Regions from separate parts of the Mus musculus genome. Here regions 2 and 3 are each linked to region 1. A link is a loop called in an ENCODE intact Hi-C map of the cell type or tissue named here. Cell type or tissue: heart. All regions are shown on one strand.

Region 1 (5,000 bases):
AATGTTAACTTTGAGAATCAAACCTTCCCGGAAAGCCTGCGCCTCCTCTCGGAGCGCTCCAAGCCTCCACTGTTTCCTCACAATCGGCCTCCCTCCCTGTGCTTGGCCTCCCAGCCGGGATGTGCTGAGAGCAAGGAGCAGCGGGAAGCTGGAGGCTGCGGGAGCATCCAATTCCCCTCGCAACCCAGCCTAGCCTTGGCAGGGTCTTTTCGCTCCTGGTCCCCGGAGAAAGTGGGACCCAGGAGGCTTCCTATTCTCTCTCTTGCCAAGGCCCGGATTTCACCCGGGCTCCGCACTCCTGCCTTCAGCGGGTGAAAGGTTCGCTAGATGTTCGAAGAAGCCCTGTTGCTTTTTGTTAATAATGCAGCAGGAATTTCACGGGCTATCGCACTGCTATGAAGAAATTGCATCTTCTAATTATTTAACGGTGCCGTTTCTGCATGACGGAGGGTCGTCCCTGAGGGCTGGGAGTGGGTTTGTTAATGAAAGCCTGGCACTGCAGGAGGGTAGAGATTTGTCTAAAAGTCTCCCCTTCATTTTTTTTTTTTCTTCAAGAAATCTTTAACGATGGCTCCCGAATCCTTTCCTATTTTCTCCTGATCGGTCTTATCTGTGGACTAGGAAGCAGTAAGTTTTGGGTTTAATCACAGAAAGCAGTGATAATTAATCTGGCGAGAGGATAGATCAATTTCCTTATCTCTAGGGCTCGTAGCAGACGTCCAGGGGTTTGCGGGGTGTCTGGAATTTCTGGGGACCGGTCTACAGATGTGTTCTCAGGACCGAGGATCCCTCTCATCAGCATATTAACGAGGCTGAACTGAGTGCGAGCGCCTTTAAGGGTAGCAGAGAAAAAAGAGAAGGGACTGGCCTTCATTTCAATAATGTTGGAATTGTTTTCTCTCATAAGCAAGGAGACAGAGCCCCAGAACCTAGAAAGGGATGCTCAACCCCAGCTGCAGGCAGCTTGGTCTTCTATCAGAACAAAGGAATAAAAGTTACAAAACAAAGGGACATAGCTGTGGCCAGTACTAGAGGGACCCTGAAGCCACAGGCACATTAAGTTCCTTAAACAATCTCTGACTCTTAAGTTTTAGGGTTGGCCAGTTAGGCCCTCGTATTCGAACCCTCTGTGCAAAACATCTATCCTGCCTAGTACAAAGGAATGTGATCAGCACTCAGAAGAGACCAGACAGAGGCATCTAAAGGCCAGGAAACTTTGCTGGGTGGAACTGGGGTTTGCATCTTGCCTTCTGAGACAAGGCATTGCACCCCAACAAACATATTGAAGTCCTTGGAGTCTATACTTGTATCTTTAGTAGCAAGCAATGGTTACTGACACTCTTATAATTATTAGTTCTATATGTCCTGATTGGGATGTCATATGGAGAGAGAGAGAGAGAGAGAGAGAGAGAGAGAGAGAGAGAATGAGAGAGAATCTTCATCTCTGGAGTGTGTGTGTGTGTGTGTGTGTGTGTGTAAACAATTAGGATAATGGAAATGAGATGATCTAGTCTTGGAAATTTGTTTAACGTGGATTTATTGCATACTAGGAAAAAAACAAAAGCAAAAAGAAAAAAGAAAGAAAAGGAAAGAAAGAAAGAAAGCCTTTAAAAATAGTTTTTGTGGAAACACTGGGCCATCTTGATAACACTCCAGAATTTACATTATGTTCGGAACGCTTATCAGTGCACCACAGCAAATTACTAGAAACTTAAATTCTATTTTCAATTAAGATGCAATCTTTTGTTAATTTAAATAAAAGTAAAAGCTACAGCTCTCTCTCTCTCTCTCTCTCTCTCTCTCTCTCTCTCTCTCTCTCTCTCTCTCTCTCTCCTCTCTCTGGCACAGAACTCATATTTCCACATTTTCTGTGGTGGCTTCAGAATGTTTATTTGTGGGAGAAGGGTGCAGAGTTGGAGAGCTATGTCATCATTTGGGGGAATGTGGATCAATTTCATGCCCCTTTAATGCACATGTCTTCATAATTCATGGTTTTTCTTTCACTTTGAATAGAATTACATGGCTGCTTTGTCAGGATTCAGGTTTGGAGACCCTCATATGGAAGGGAATCACCACGACATTGACTTCATGGTTTGATTTACAGTCACAAAACCTACACTCCCACAAGCTCTGAGTGTCTGGAAACCTTTCCTATAAGTGCCAATAACCTAGGAATCAGACAATCTACATAGACTTTGATCTACAATATGTAAATCTATGTTTCCGAACCACCTAAACAAGGGCTACACATCTGATTTTAGTCTTCAACCCCAATGCTTTTATGTTGAAAGCTCAAAAGTCTGCTATGTTTATTCGAGCCTATTTTCAACACTGACTTTTTAAAACTTTGATTATTGTGTGCCCATTTACTGACTAATAATTACAAAATACACTTCATGGAGTTGAGGGGAGGCAGTGAACTTTTTCTCTTACAATCAATTCCCTGAGAATTGCTATGAATTTCTAAGTATTCCCTTAGAAATATTCATTTAATTTATATGCTCACTAGTGAGTGATTTTACTGCATCAAAATATACATGCAGTGAATTTCTCCTTTATGAAATTGGTCATTACTTCATCAGACGTTGGCTAATGTATCAAGAGCTCACATTCTTTATTTATAGTTTGAAGACGTCAATGTTTCCACTTCAGAGTTAGTGCTCCAGAAATATATAAAGATATCTAGCCTAACTAAAATTATAAGTTAATTTTTAATGGAAAAAAAGGAACAAAATCCACAGGTTTGTTGGAGGAAGAAAGGAAAAACAGGAGAAAGTTGGAAACATTTTAATTTCCTCGTCTGCATTCACCAGTCCATCAGAATGACTGTGATGGTCATCTAGAGTTTCCACTCTATGTTGGAAGGACTAAAGAACAGAGTGAAGGAGGATAACTAAACATCTTTCTGCTTTACATTTGCACTGACATTGAGAGACTTGTGCATCTATGGGAATGGACTCCTTTGCGGAAGATTGCGCTTTTGGCCACTAGAGGGCAATGGTGACCTTCTCCAACTTTCGACATGGAGCCCCTCTGCTTTTTGAGGGCACCGTGAAAAGCAGTTTTGTTACTAGTCTTGTCTGCACCTCTGCGAAGAGGCCAGATTCCTGTCTCCGCAGCTCGGGCTCTGCTCCGGTAGATTGTGTGCATGACCGTCTTCCGAGTGGGAGGATTTGTTACCGGCAGTCTTTTCGTCCTTCTTTGGACTTTGCTAGAAAGTTGGGAATTTTTGTGACTTGACATTGTCTAAGACAAAGCCTGAGGATTGGGGTTGAGCCGATGATAAGCTAAGGTTAGCTGTCACCGAGGCAGCTATGTGCCAGATGTGCACATGTATGGAGATGGATGAATAGGTGATGCTGATTTTGTTTGTTTGGGTAGGAAGAGCATTTTGATTTGGGAAGGAGAACGGGATGAATTAGAAGTGGGGGAGGGGAGTAGTCCTGATGTGTATTTAATAACATTACCTCTTCTTTCAAGAGGTTTTAAAGACATCTGCGAGACACTTGCAATCTGCAAAATAAATAAATAAATAAATAAATAAGTAAGTAAAATAAGTGCAGTTTAATTTTTGGTAAACACTTTGGAGTATGCAGTTTTAATATAGCAGCAGATGTTTTACTATTACTCTTAACTCATCCCTGATATTGCTGTATAAAACCTAACTTTATCACAGAATAAAATTTAATTCAAATTTAGTCCTCAATCACTGGGGTTTAACCATTAAGGGTTATTTCTTTCTTTCTTTCTTTTCTTCTTTCTTTCTCCCTTTCTTTCTTCCTTTCTTCAGTGATACGGACAGGATAGTTTATGATTAAATTGCATATTTGGGGCTGTAGAAACTTATATTTGCTACTGTTTGGTGGTGTCATTGCTACCGTTCAGAAGAACTGAAGAACTAATGCTATGTCATAATTAAGAGGAAAAATCTATTAAAAATAAGTACAGCTTTAAGTGGATAGTTCTGCATTTATTTATTTATTTATTTACCGAATAGAGTTGCTTCCCTGGTAGTTCAGCAGTAGAATTCTTAGCAGCTCTGAGCTGTGTTGGAATTTGTGGACATTTGATGGAGATGGAATCAATGCAAATGGATTATGGGAGGGACTATGAAGTCACTTAGTGGAAAGTAAGATGAAGTGTTTTGTAAACTGGTGCTCACTCACCACCTGACAGTTGATTTAACTTCTAAAGAAATGGCAATTTTACATTTTCATGGCTCTCGGATAGTGCACATTGGAACTGTAAACCAATTTTCATTGTCATTTGGTTTAGTGGGAGGGCATTTGTAGACATCTGGGATACTTCCCTATAGAAACTGTTGTTCCATAACCTAACAGTTAATTGAAGTTCAAGTCAGGCAAAATATTTGGTACCTAAGGATGCTAAATGAGAAAGGACTCTGATGGATAAGGGGAAGAAATCAGAGAGGGCATAAGAGAAAAATGGGGCAGGGTTATCAACTTTCTCTAAAGTGCTCTCTCTTATTTTTCTTGGATCTTCCAAAGTCCCCAGGTAGAACATTTTGGGGGCTGAGTCTGGAAGTTTCCATAAACGACTCTTCTGCCAGGGAACAGGGCATTACTGTGTGGCTTCTGTAATTGTGTACTCCTTGAAGAGTGTTTGTGAATAAACATCGCTTTCTTATCAGATTCTCTATGTTGTTGCAGATGGGGAGAGAAGCCTTTATCTCCTGATCTGGCCCATCCCACTGGAGTGACTTTTACACATTAAACTCCGCTCTCACTGTTCAGATCTTTTATAAGGAATGACTTCAGGCCCAGTGTCACCCTCCATATAATGGTGACCTAGTTATGAGAACAAGCTCAGTGGTCGGGTGGCTCCTCCCTCCTCTTAATTTCAGACACCTAGAGATCTGTTTCCAGTTCTCCTCAGGTTCCACCAGTGAATGGAGAATTTGAGGAGAGGCCATGGCTCTCCATGTTAGATTTTACTTCTAAATAAGAATAAGCTTGGTGTGACTGGCTCTGATGATTAAA
Region 2 (5,000 bases), 1.2 Mb after region 1:
AGAAAATGTCTTCATTGTTGTATATATACATGCATATATATATCAGGTATTTCAGTTTATGTATTTAGTTGAAAAACATGGAAAACGGAATAAATGTTAACTTTTTTCATTTTATTTTATTTTATGTCTATGGTTGTTTTATCTGCATGTCTATATGTATACCACTTGTGCTGTGGTCATAGCAGCTGAAAGTGCGTGGGTAACTGATCCTCTGTGCATGAAGCCACAGATGTTTGCACCATGCAGGTGTTTGCAATCGAACCTGGGTCCTGTGGAAGAGCTGCCAGTGCTCTTAAAAACCGAGCTATCTCTCTGGCCCCAATTTTAAAAAATGATCAATTTACCTTGACGCTAAAGGTTGGCTTTGCTTTGCAGTAGCTGCACTGGATGATTCTAGGCCATGCAAGTAAAATGAATGACAGTAAAGCCACAACACATCAGAGCAAGCCAGCAGGACAGTGTTCAGTTTGTGAATATAGAATAAGATTAGTAAAATCTCAAACTGAAAACTCGGAGGAAAACACCTTAAAGTATACTACGTTGCTCACGATCACACACCTGTACCTTAAGAGCTTGGGAAGCTGAGGAAGGAGAACTGTGTGTGTTAGAAAACTGGCTCTCTTGAAAATAAACAAATACATGTATTTCATATACTAGGAGGGAAGAAAAAGCAGGAAACATTTGAAACAGGTTAATTGGAGAAAGAATGAACACAGAGTAAAAGAACTAATACTGTCAATATAAGAGAGAAACGGAGACTATACTATTTATCTGTGTCAAATAAATAGCTTTACATTATAACAAAGCATAGCAGTTAACGGTGTGGATGGTGGCATCCACCTATCCATTCAGCATTTGAAAAGCCAAGGCAGGGAGATTGTTACGTTCAGTACTGCTTGGATTATATAGCAAGGTTCATTTCCAATTAAACAGAGGCTGAGGGTGGATGAAAAATAAAAGTATCTCAATAAACATGTTTGGTCCCCCAAAAGTGGGATATTTTAGTTACATGGAGACATGCAAGCTAAGGTAGCTGATAAAAATCATATTCTATGTCTAGGGCAAGCAAAGTAATGTTATAGTTACATGTTAGTGTAAAGAAAATTTAGCATTGGATAGTAAAAAAAAAAAGTTAAGATAAAAGTGAGCTTTAAATATCATAAAGAATTCAATTCTCCAATGGAAAAAAGTGTGTGTGTGCCCAACTACAGGGTATGAAACCACAAAAGTTAAATACTGCAAAGATACACAGACATATTTACTACTGGAATTGAAGATTCACCATCCCTCCTTAAGTAACAGATTGATAAAGGAGGCATAAAATCATATTTATATTGCTGACTTTAACCAAACTATCAATCAACTTAATCTAATTGACATTTATGGAACAATCCATTCAGCAACAGCATGTGCTAGAATACATTTAGTCACATAAGCTTACTTGATAGGGTGTAAAGATAGCCAAGCAGGTAAATATCTACTACCTACACAATTAAATAAGGGCTCGAGCTCATAGTCTAGCATCATAAGCCAGGAATAACTGTATACACACACCTGAAATTTTGGTCCTATGAATAGCAGAAAGTTGAGTTTTCTGATCACCAGCTCCAGGTTCAGTGAGATATCTTCTCTCAAGAGAATAATGCAGAGTGACATGGAAATGCATACAACATCTTCCTCTGGTCTCTGCACACACACACACACACACACACACACACACACACACACACACAAACACATACATATACATACATAAGGAAAAATGACCACCTTAAAAATTTGAAAGGAAAGTAGTAAGTCATTCATATTATACATATTCACAACCTAACAAAAAATCAAATGATTAATGCAACTCAAGAATCATGAAAATCTACAAATTCCTAGAAAATAAAACCAAACTAAACCAATCACCCAACCAACAAACAAAATACTCGAGTAATTTTTCAATCAGAAATCATAAGAAGTTTCAAACTGGTTTTACTGAAAATAAACATTTAATGTAGAATGTTGTGAGCTGGTGATGAATTGGTGAATAGCGGAGAATTTATATCGTCAGTTACAGACGCTTGAAAATGACATTAAAATGACAAATTTAATTTCCCGACTAAGTGAATAAGGAAACATGTAAATTGTAAATTAAGCATCCAGATAAAAGGAGAATACGCACTGAAGACATCAATAATACTGATAATTAGAAACCAAAGGAGAAACTCAGGTTTAAATTTGGTTATTTAAAATATTTCGAGAAGTGGTATTCTTGGTAAGCTAAGGAAGATGAAGAAATTACATCTAACTATAAACATGGGTAGAGTATCTTCATGTCTTCTTCATTAACCTGAACTACTAAAACAAACACTTTATACTGAGACACTAAAATCAATAGTTTATTTCTTACAGGCCTGAAATCAGACAAGTTCAAATCTAAGGAATCCACAGATTTCCAGTGAAGACTCATTTTCTACTTCAAAGGTGGCAACCTGTTGCTATGTCTCCACCTGCTGGAAGACCAGGAAGTGGCTCCTTTCTAGCTCATGGTACTAACTCCGTCCTTGGACTTGGAACCTTATCATCCCAACAATGGTAATCTTTATTTTTAAGTTTTAACTATTTCTTTAATTATCTGTATGTGTGTGAGAGTATATGGGGGTGAGGGGGAGAATGTGTCCCCAGGAACCAATGGCCCATATCTGGCAACACTCAGTGAGGCTTTTATGCCTGTGGATTTTTCACATTGAAGTCTTTGTGTTAGGACGTTCTACACCATTAAAAAAATAATAAGGTTACGGAAATAGTTCTGTTTTCAGGAGTGCAGGAATGTTGAAAGCCCTGAATGAATGAAGTAGTATGTGAATGTGTGTGGTTGAAATGGGGATAGTGATGTCAAGGACCTTAGTCTTAGAAAAAACAGCAAAGCCTTCAGTGTTTAGGCACAGAACAATGGCAAGTCCTTCCTAAGATCTCTGTGTTAGTGTTAATAATATGTGGAGAAGGTATCCACCAGAGCTTTCTCCCTATGTGCTATCTATGGACCAAAGATCATTTTTCCTAATAGACTGCTCTCGCTGAGATCAGTTAAATCCAACGGACTCTTTGATTCAGCTGTATGTTCATATTATGGTCAGTCTCCCTATATGCAATAACATTGGCACTCTAAGTTTATATACCATTCTTTATTTTCATCTGAGGACTCTTGATAAAAGATCGTTGCATCCATAGTTCTAGCAACAGTCCTTAAATAGTTAACTCCTTTGTAAAATGAGGTTATCTCTATAGTACTTCTTTCCCAAGCTTTTATCAGGTTCACCCCTCTGTATCACTAAGAATGAGATGGACTTTACACACATTCATCTCCAAATGTTCCCAACTTCTTCCATTGCCAAGTACCAAAGCCATGCCACAATTTTAAGAATCCTTTACAAAAAATATGTTATTCTTTCTACCAGGTGCTGTTTAAAGGAGCGTTAGTCAATTGTGCAAAGTTTAGTGTGGTGAGAAAAGAAGAGCTAGCAGGCAAAACTATTTAATTTTAACTCTTTTTGAGTCAGGAAGTCCAAGATGAAGTTTCTAGATTTAACTCACTCCCGGTTTTTAAAAGAGATGATTTGTTTTGCTGATGGCAAGAGGGATAAGACATTTCCTTTCAACGTCTTTTATAAAGACCAACTAGCTGATGTATAAACATGAAGCCTCCATAATATATTTCTCCAAACACTCCACTTCTTAGTTCTATTATATCAGGTTTCATATTCCATATGAACATGTGAATTTAGCGTTTAGTTTTACAAAGGGAGTACTAGTTGTTACTTACATTGACAAAATCCATTCGTATGATAAAATAATAGTTTATCTAATAATTTCTTGCCTTTTCATTTCAAAGCTAGTCTTAGAGGGGGATAAACTATTTTGCTTTGCTCTCCATATATTGATATTTTAAAAACTCCAAAATATATATATACACACACACATATATATACACAGATACAGATACAGATACAGATATAGATATAGATATAGATACACACATTATGAGCAATAAATTTAAATGCCATTCAGTTTTCAGTCAAGTCAGGGTATAGATAATTTTTCGGTGAGAAATAATTGAGGAAATGATTCAAAAGACAGACCAGACAATGTTGATGTCTTTTACAGAGCAGAATGATAAACTATGATAATTTATTTGGCAATTAGAATATGTTGGAAGTTGCGAATGAAGCAAATTATATGATTAGAGTTACAAGTCAAGAACAATCGATTTTGCAGATACTTTACAGTTCTAAATATTGTTCTCTTTCAGTCGAAGATTGATTTTACCATATTCCAGGGAAGTGCTCCATTTTTCTTTAGAGGGCCATCTTTTTCCTAGTGATAAAACTGCCTTCACTGTGTTGAAGGAAAGAAGAAGAATTAGGTAGTCCTGTTTTCATGTTGTTAATATTGTCAAGACAAGAGGGCATGAAATCCTCATCAGGAATACACTGGCAAATCACCCTCTGCAAGAATTATTCAAAAGCTGCGGGGGAAGACTGCTGTGGAGAATTAAAGTATGAACATATTCTGAACATGTGAAAGTAAAGTATGCCCTTGACATAGTTATTGGTATGTGGTAGAGAAATTATTTAGGAAACTTATAAAAGTTGTTTCCTTTCCACCAATAACCTTGTGAATTTAAATGAAATCTTCTACGTTTTCTGTAGTGTGAGGGTTTCATTGAGAAATAATGAGACAAACAAACAAAAAAAGATATAAACTGTTTCTCTGTGAGTCAGATCTAGATCTACAGTCCATATTATAACTTAAATGACCACTTTTATTTCACCATGGAAAATTCAATTTCTTGGATGATTACTTATTATTTCACATTCTTATGTGAGCATAAAGTTCATTTCATACACTATTGCAAAGGCAGATTTTAATTAAACCTCAGAAACATTGCATTATGTGCAATTTCTGTTAGCAACAACCAAGAACAACTCCTTTGCAGGAACCAGTGTATGCTTGTT
Region 3 (5,000 bases), 690 kb after region 1:
AGAAATGCATCACCTGACATTTACACATACATCTTCTGTATGAGAGAGAGTTTAACTTGCCCCCATTATTTTATATTGAAGAAAAAGACAGCCCCAAAACTTAGTCTTGTCTGGTGCCAATGTGTCTACGACAAGGTTAAACACACAGATCTAAAGCCTCATCAACTTCACTCAAAATTCCATGTCTTTGAGTCTTTTCAGGTTATAAAATTGTTATGTAACAGAAACTTCAATTTCCTCTGTTTGAAAAAAAAAACACTTTGTTTCATCATGTAAGGGAAAGTTGTTAAGTTTATAATGTAACACACACAAAAAAAACGTTCGGTGTTTCCATAGAGACAGTGTTTAGGAAATTTTGGGAAGCGTAATATATCTCGAGGAGGACTGTAGCTAACAGAAAGCTGCTCAAATGAAGCTAAATGTGTTGAGGTTGACTGCGGTCTATGTGGCTACACCAGCTCTGTTCTTCATAACCATTTATAAACCAACTGGCAAAGCCAAGGCTTTCTTCTTCTCTTTCCAAAAATATTCACAATGTCTGGGGCGGCAGACTCAGAACCGCCTCAGACATTCAAATATCAATGCTTCCTCAGCTGGTGAATGGAGTTTAATCAGACTGGCAGGTTAAACCAAAGTCACACAAAGGGTAATATTTGATGAGCTTAACAAGAAACCTTTATGCAACTGTTCCCATCAGTCAGGCTTAGGATAATGCGTGGCTATTTTTACTGCAGCTTGGCTTTCTGCAGAAAACCTAAAAGGGTTATTATCAGTTCTAATTGTCTATTGTTGGTCTCCCACCCTGTGTCAGGAAGCACAGCTTTGTTGCTGAGACTAAAGAAGGACAATGATAATGATACACAAACTGGGCTAATCTCAGTCCTTCTTTGGGTGAAATAAGAAGGACTCAACCGATACCCTTATTTCTGCTTTACTCATTTCTTTCTAGAAAGACCCTTTAGCCATATCAGATATGTTTGATGATTTGGGTTTGTCGATTAACTTATGTTGATCAACTCAGATAACGAATATCATTTGTAGTCATTGGCATTGTGAAGAGAATAGAAAAAGTCATAGTTATATTTTAAAGGGTTTGCTGAAACCAGTGGTAGAATAAATTTTCTTACAGGTCTAAACTATAGTTCTACTATTGTATAATTTTATCTGTCTTTCTGTCTGTCTGTGTGTTATCTATCACCTATCTGTATGTATGTATGTATGTATGTGTGTATATATGTATGTAGGTAGGTATATGTATGTATGTATGTATGTATGTATCTGTATGTCTGTCTATTTATCAATCTATCTTTATCACTTATTTTAATTGAAAAAGGATTCTTCTTTCATACAATATATTCTGATCACAGTTTTCCATTCTCTGTTCCTTTCAGATTCCCCTGACCTCCCCTCTCAACCAGATCTAATCTTCCTTTTTCTTTCAGAAAAGACCAGGTATACAAGAGACAAGAGCAAGCACAGCAAAAGAAGATATAATATTACAAGTCAAAATCCCTCATATTGAGGTTGGGTAAGGAAACTCAATAAGAGAAACGGTACCAAGAGCAAGTAAAAGAAGCAAAGACCCACCCATTCCCACTGTTAGGTGTTCCACAAAGACATCCAGCAAACAGCCATAGCATATCTGATTTACTTTTGTGCTTTCTGTAACAGACCATGACTAGACTTCTCTTGGACTATTGCTACTATCCTTAACATACATTTATTTCTCTTTTAATTAAAGATTTATTTGACTTGAAATCACATAGTGAAACTATTCAGTTTATAATCAGACAACTTAATGAATCATTGTAATGTATACTTAAGTGTCTACAGTTTATTCAAGAATCATGAATCAGGATATTTTCCATCTCAGAAGTGACCTCCATCCTGATTTTTCCTGTTGTTCTCCTCAGTGACAACCAGTACACTGGTAAACTGGTATAGCACACATTGTAAACCTGAACTCATATTTTGCATAAATGTTATCAAATGGCCAATTTTCTTTAACATTTGACATCAGTGATAATCTGCTTCATGAAACTCTTCAGTAATATTCATTTCAATAATATTTTCATTGCTGTAAAATAAATGTAGCCTATTTAAATATCCAGATAGTCTGTGTGAACATTTGTTTTTCATTTGATTAAAGCAATTGGAAATAATGCAATTATCACCTGCAAGAACATCTGTTTGGTGCATATAGGTGTGTGTTTATGTTAGGTACTATAGCTAAGATTAAAATTAATGGTCAACATTGTAAAAGTTTAACTCAGCTTTAATAATATAGACATTCTCTAGCTCTTACCACCTTCTAGAATATATAGGATGTTTTTAAATATCATTGTTTCATAAGATATTACCCTGGAACTAATAAGATAGCCCAGTGGATAAGCACATATTCTGTATGGGCTTCACTACCAGAATTCGATTTGTAGAATGTGTAGAGATCAAACAGATAAACATAGAAGGAGAAAATTAACTCATCAAATTTGTTCTCAGAGCTTCAGCAATGTGCTGTGGAACACACACACACAAACACAGAAAGATAATAATAATAATAATAATAATAATAATAATAATAACTTTAAAAATTAAAAATAATTTTATTCATGTATGATTATGTAATGACCCAGTCAGCTGTTCACTGACATAATTAAAATACTAAAACAAAACAAAACAAAACAAAACAAAAAACTCACTGGTCATTCAAACACATGAAGGATTTACTTCCCTGTCTCTCAATACCTCCTTTACATCAATTATTTTCTGTGCACACTGATTATTATAAACCAATTTAAATAAACATTTTCCTCTTTCTTGTTTTGTTTTGGATACAGGGGCTCACAATACTCAAGTTGCCATGACTTTTCTCAGCAGCACCAACTGCATATTTATGACTTAGAAGTTTGATCTTGACTTTCTTTAGACTTACAAAGGAGGTGAGAGTGAGATGAAAGAATCTGACATATTCCTGCCTTTCCCACCTCTTTCTCAGGAACTAGATGAGTCAGCAAAGCTTAAAGAGAGTGGAATTGGTACAGAGACAGATATGTTTATCAATGGAATAGAATTGAAGACCCAGAAATAAACCCACACACTTACTGTCACTTGATTTTTGACAAAGACACCAAAAATATACAATGGAGAAAAGAAAGAATCTTCAATAAATGGTGCTGATCTAACTGGCTGTCTGAATATAGAAGAATGAAAATAGACTTATATTAGTTGCCTTGTACAAAGCCCAAGTGCAAGTGGATCAAGAACCTCAACATAAAAGCAGATACACTGAATCTAATAGAAGAGAAAGTCAGAAAGAGCCTTGAACTCATTGGCACAAGGGGAAATTCCCTAAATAGGACTTCAATGGCTCATGCTCTTTGATCAAGAATTGATAAATGGGACCTCATGAAACTGGAAAGCTTCTGTAAGGTAAAGGGCATAGTCAATAAGACAATTCAACAACCTTCAGATTGGGAAAAAAAAATCTCTGATGATTAAGGATGTTGAACATTTTTTACAGGTGCTTCTCAGCCATTCGATATTCCTCAGTTGAGAATTCTTTGTTTAGTTCTGTGCCTCATCTTTAATGGGGTATTAGGTTTTCTGGAGCCCATATTCTTGAGTTCTTTATATATATATATATATATTGCATATTAGTCCCCTATCTGATTTAGGATTGGTAAAGATCCTTTCTCAATCTGTTGGTGGACTTTTTCCTGAGATTCCACCTAACACCAGTCAGAATGGCTAAGACCAAAAATTCATGTGACAGCAGATGCTGGTGAGGATGTTGAGAAAGAGCTACACTGCTGAGGATTGCAAGCTTGTACAACCACTCTGGAAATCAGTCTGGAGATTCCTCAGAAAATTGGACATAGTACTACCAGAGGACCCAGCAATACCTCTCCTAGGCATATATCTAGAAGATGTTCCAACTGGTAATAAGAATACATGCACCACTAAGTTCATAGCAGCCTTATTTAAAATAGGCAGAAGTTGGAGAGAACCCAGGTATCCCTCAACAGAAGAATGGATACAGAAAATGTGGTATATTTACACAATGGAGTACTACTCGGCTATTAAAAACAATAAATTTATTGAAATTCCTAGGTAAATGGATAGAGCTGGAGGGTATCATCCTGAGTGAGGTAAGCCAATCACAAAAGAAGTCACATGTTATGCACTCATTGATAAGTGGATATTAGCCCAGAAACTTAAAATACCCAAGATACAATTTGTAAAACACATAAAACTCAAGATGAACGAAGACCAAAGTGTGGATACTTTGCCCCTTCTTAGAACTGGGAACAAAACACCCATGGAAGGAGTTACACAAGTTTGGAGCTGAGACAAAAGGATAGATCATCCAGAGCCTGCCCCACCTGGGGGTCCATCCCATAATCAATCACCAAACGCAGATACTATTGCATATGCCAGCAAGATTTTGCTAAAAGGACCGTGATATAGCTGTCTCTTGTGAGGCCATGCCTGTGCCTGGAAAACACAGAAGTGGATGCTCACAGTCAGATATTGAATGGAACACAGGGCCCCCAATGGAGGAGCTAGAGAAAGTACCCAAGGAGCTGAAGTAGTCTGCAATCCTATAGGTAGAACAACACTATGAACTAACCATTACCCCCAGAGCTCATGTTTCTAGCTGCATATGTAGCAGAAGATGGCCTAGTCAGCCATCATTGGGAAGAGAGGCCCCTTGGTCTTGAAAACTTTATATGCCCCAGTACAGGGGAAGCACCAGGCCAAGAAGTGGGAGTGGGTGGGTAGGGGAGCAGGGTTGGGGGAGGGTATAGGGGACTTTCAGCATCTCATTTGAAATGTAAATAAAGTAAATAACTAATAAAAAATGGAAAAAAAAACTTCACTAACCCCACATCTGATAGATGACTAATATCCAAATATATAAAGAACTCAAGAAGTTAATAACCAAAACAAGCAAACAAACAATGCAATAAAAAAATAGGGTATAGAATTAAACTGAAAAT

The links. Hi-C counts contacts between places; a loop is a spot of excess contacts. Peaks named below come from ENCODE experiments on the same cell type or tissue, not always from the same donor. Only the 100,000 strongest peaks of a DNase experiment are listed, where the experiment ranks them.
Region 2: a loop joins it to region 1, with 12 times the contacts of the local background. A loop is called at or near these places in 5 of 42 quality-filtered maps.
Region 3: it touches region 1 in a loop (4-fold over the local background); 2 of 42 quality-filtered maps call a loop at or near these places.

What each region holds. Positions count from the first base shown.
Region 1 is chr8:102,779,113-102,784,112 of GRCm38, reverse strand. The region is part of intron 1 of Cdh11 (cadherin 11); the gene reads left to right. Among named protein-coding and RNA genes, the nearest start is that of Cdh11, 3.5 kb to the left of the region's middle. In heart, CTCF peaks have their summits at 2,792 and 2,991 (motif pointing right); a DNase peak (open chromatin) is centred at 62; H3K4me3 peaks cover 2,877 bases; H3K27ac peaks cover 2,025 bases; H3K27me3 peaks cover 252 bases.
Region 2 is chr8:101,626,506-101,631,505 of GRCm38, reverse strand. No RefSeq gene overlaps it. Among named protein-coding and RNA genes, the nearest start is that of Gm32423, 38 kb to the right of the region's middle. In heart, a CTCF peak has its summit at 2,495 (motif pointing left); no DNase peak of the experiment used is centred here.
Region 3 is chr8:102,092,363-102,097,362 of GRCm38, reverse strand. No RefSeq gene overlaps it. Among named protein-coding and RNA genes, the nearest start is that of Gm39233, 220 kb to the left of the region's middle. In heart, no CTCF peak of the experiment used is centred here; no DNase peak of the experiment used is centred here.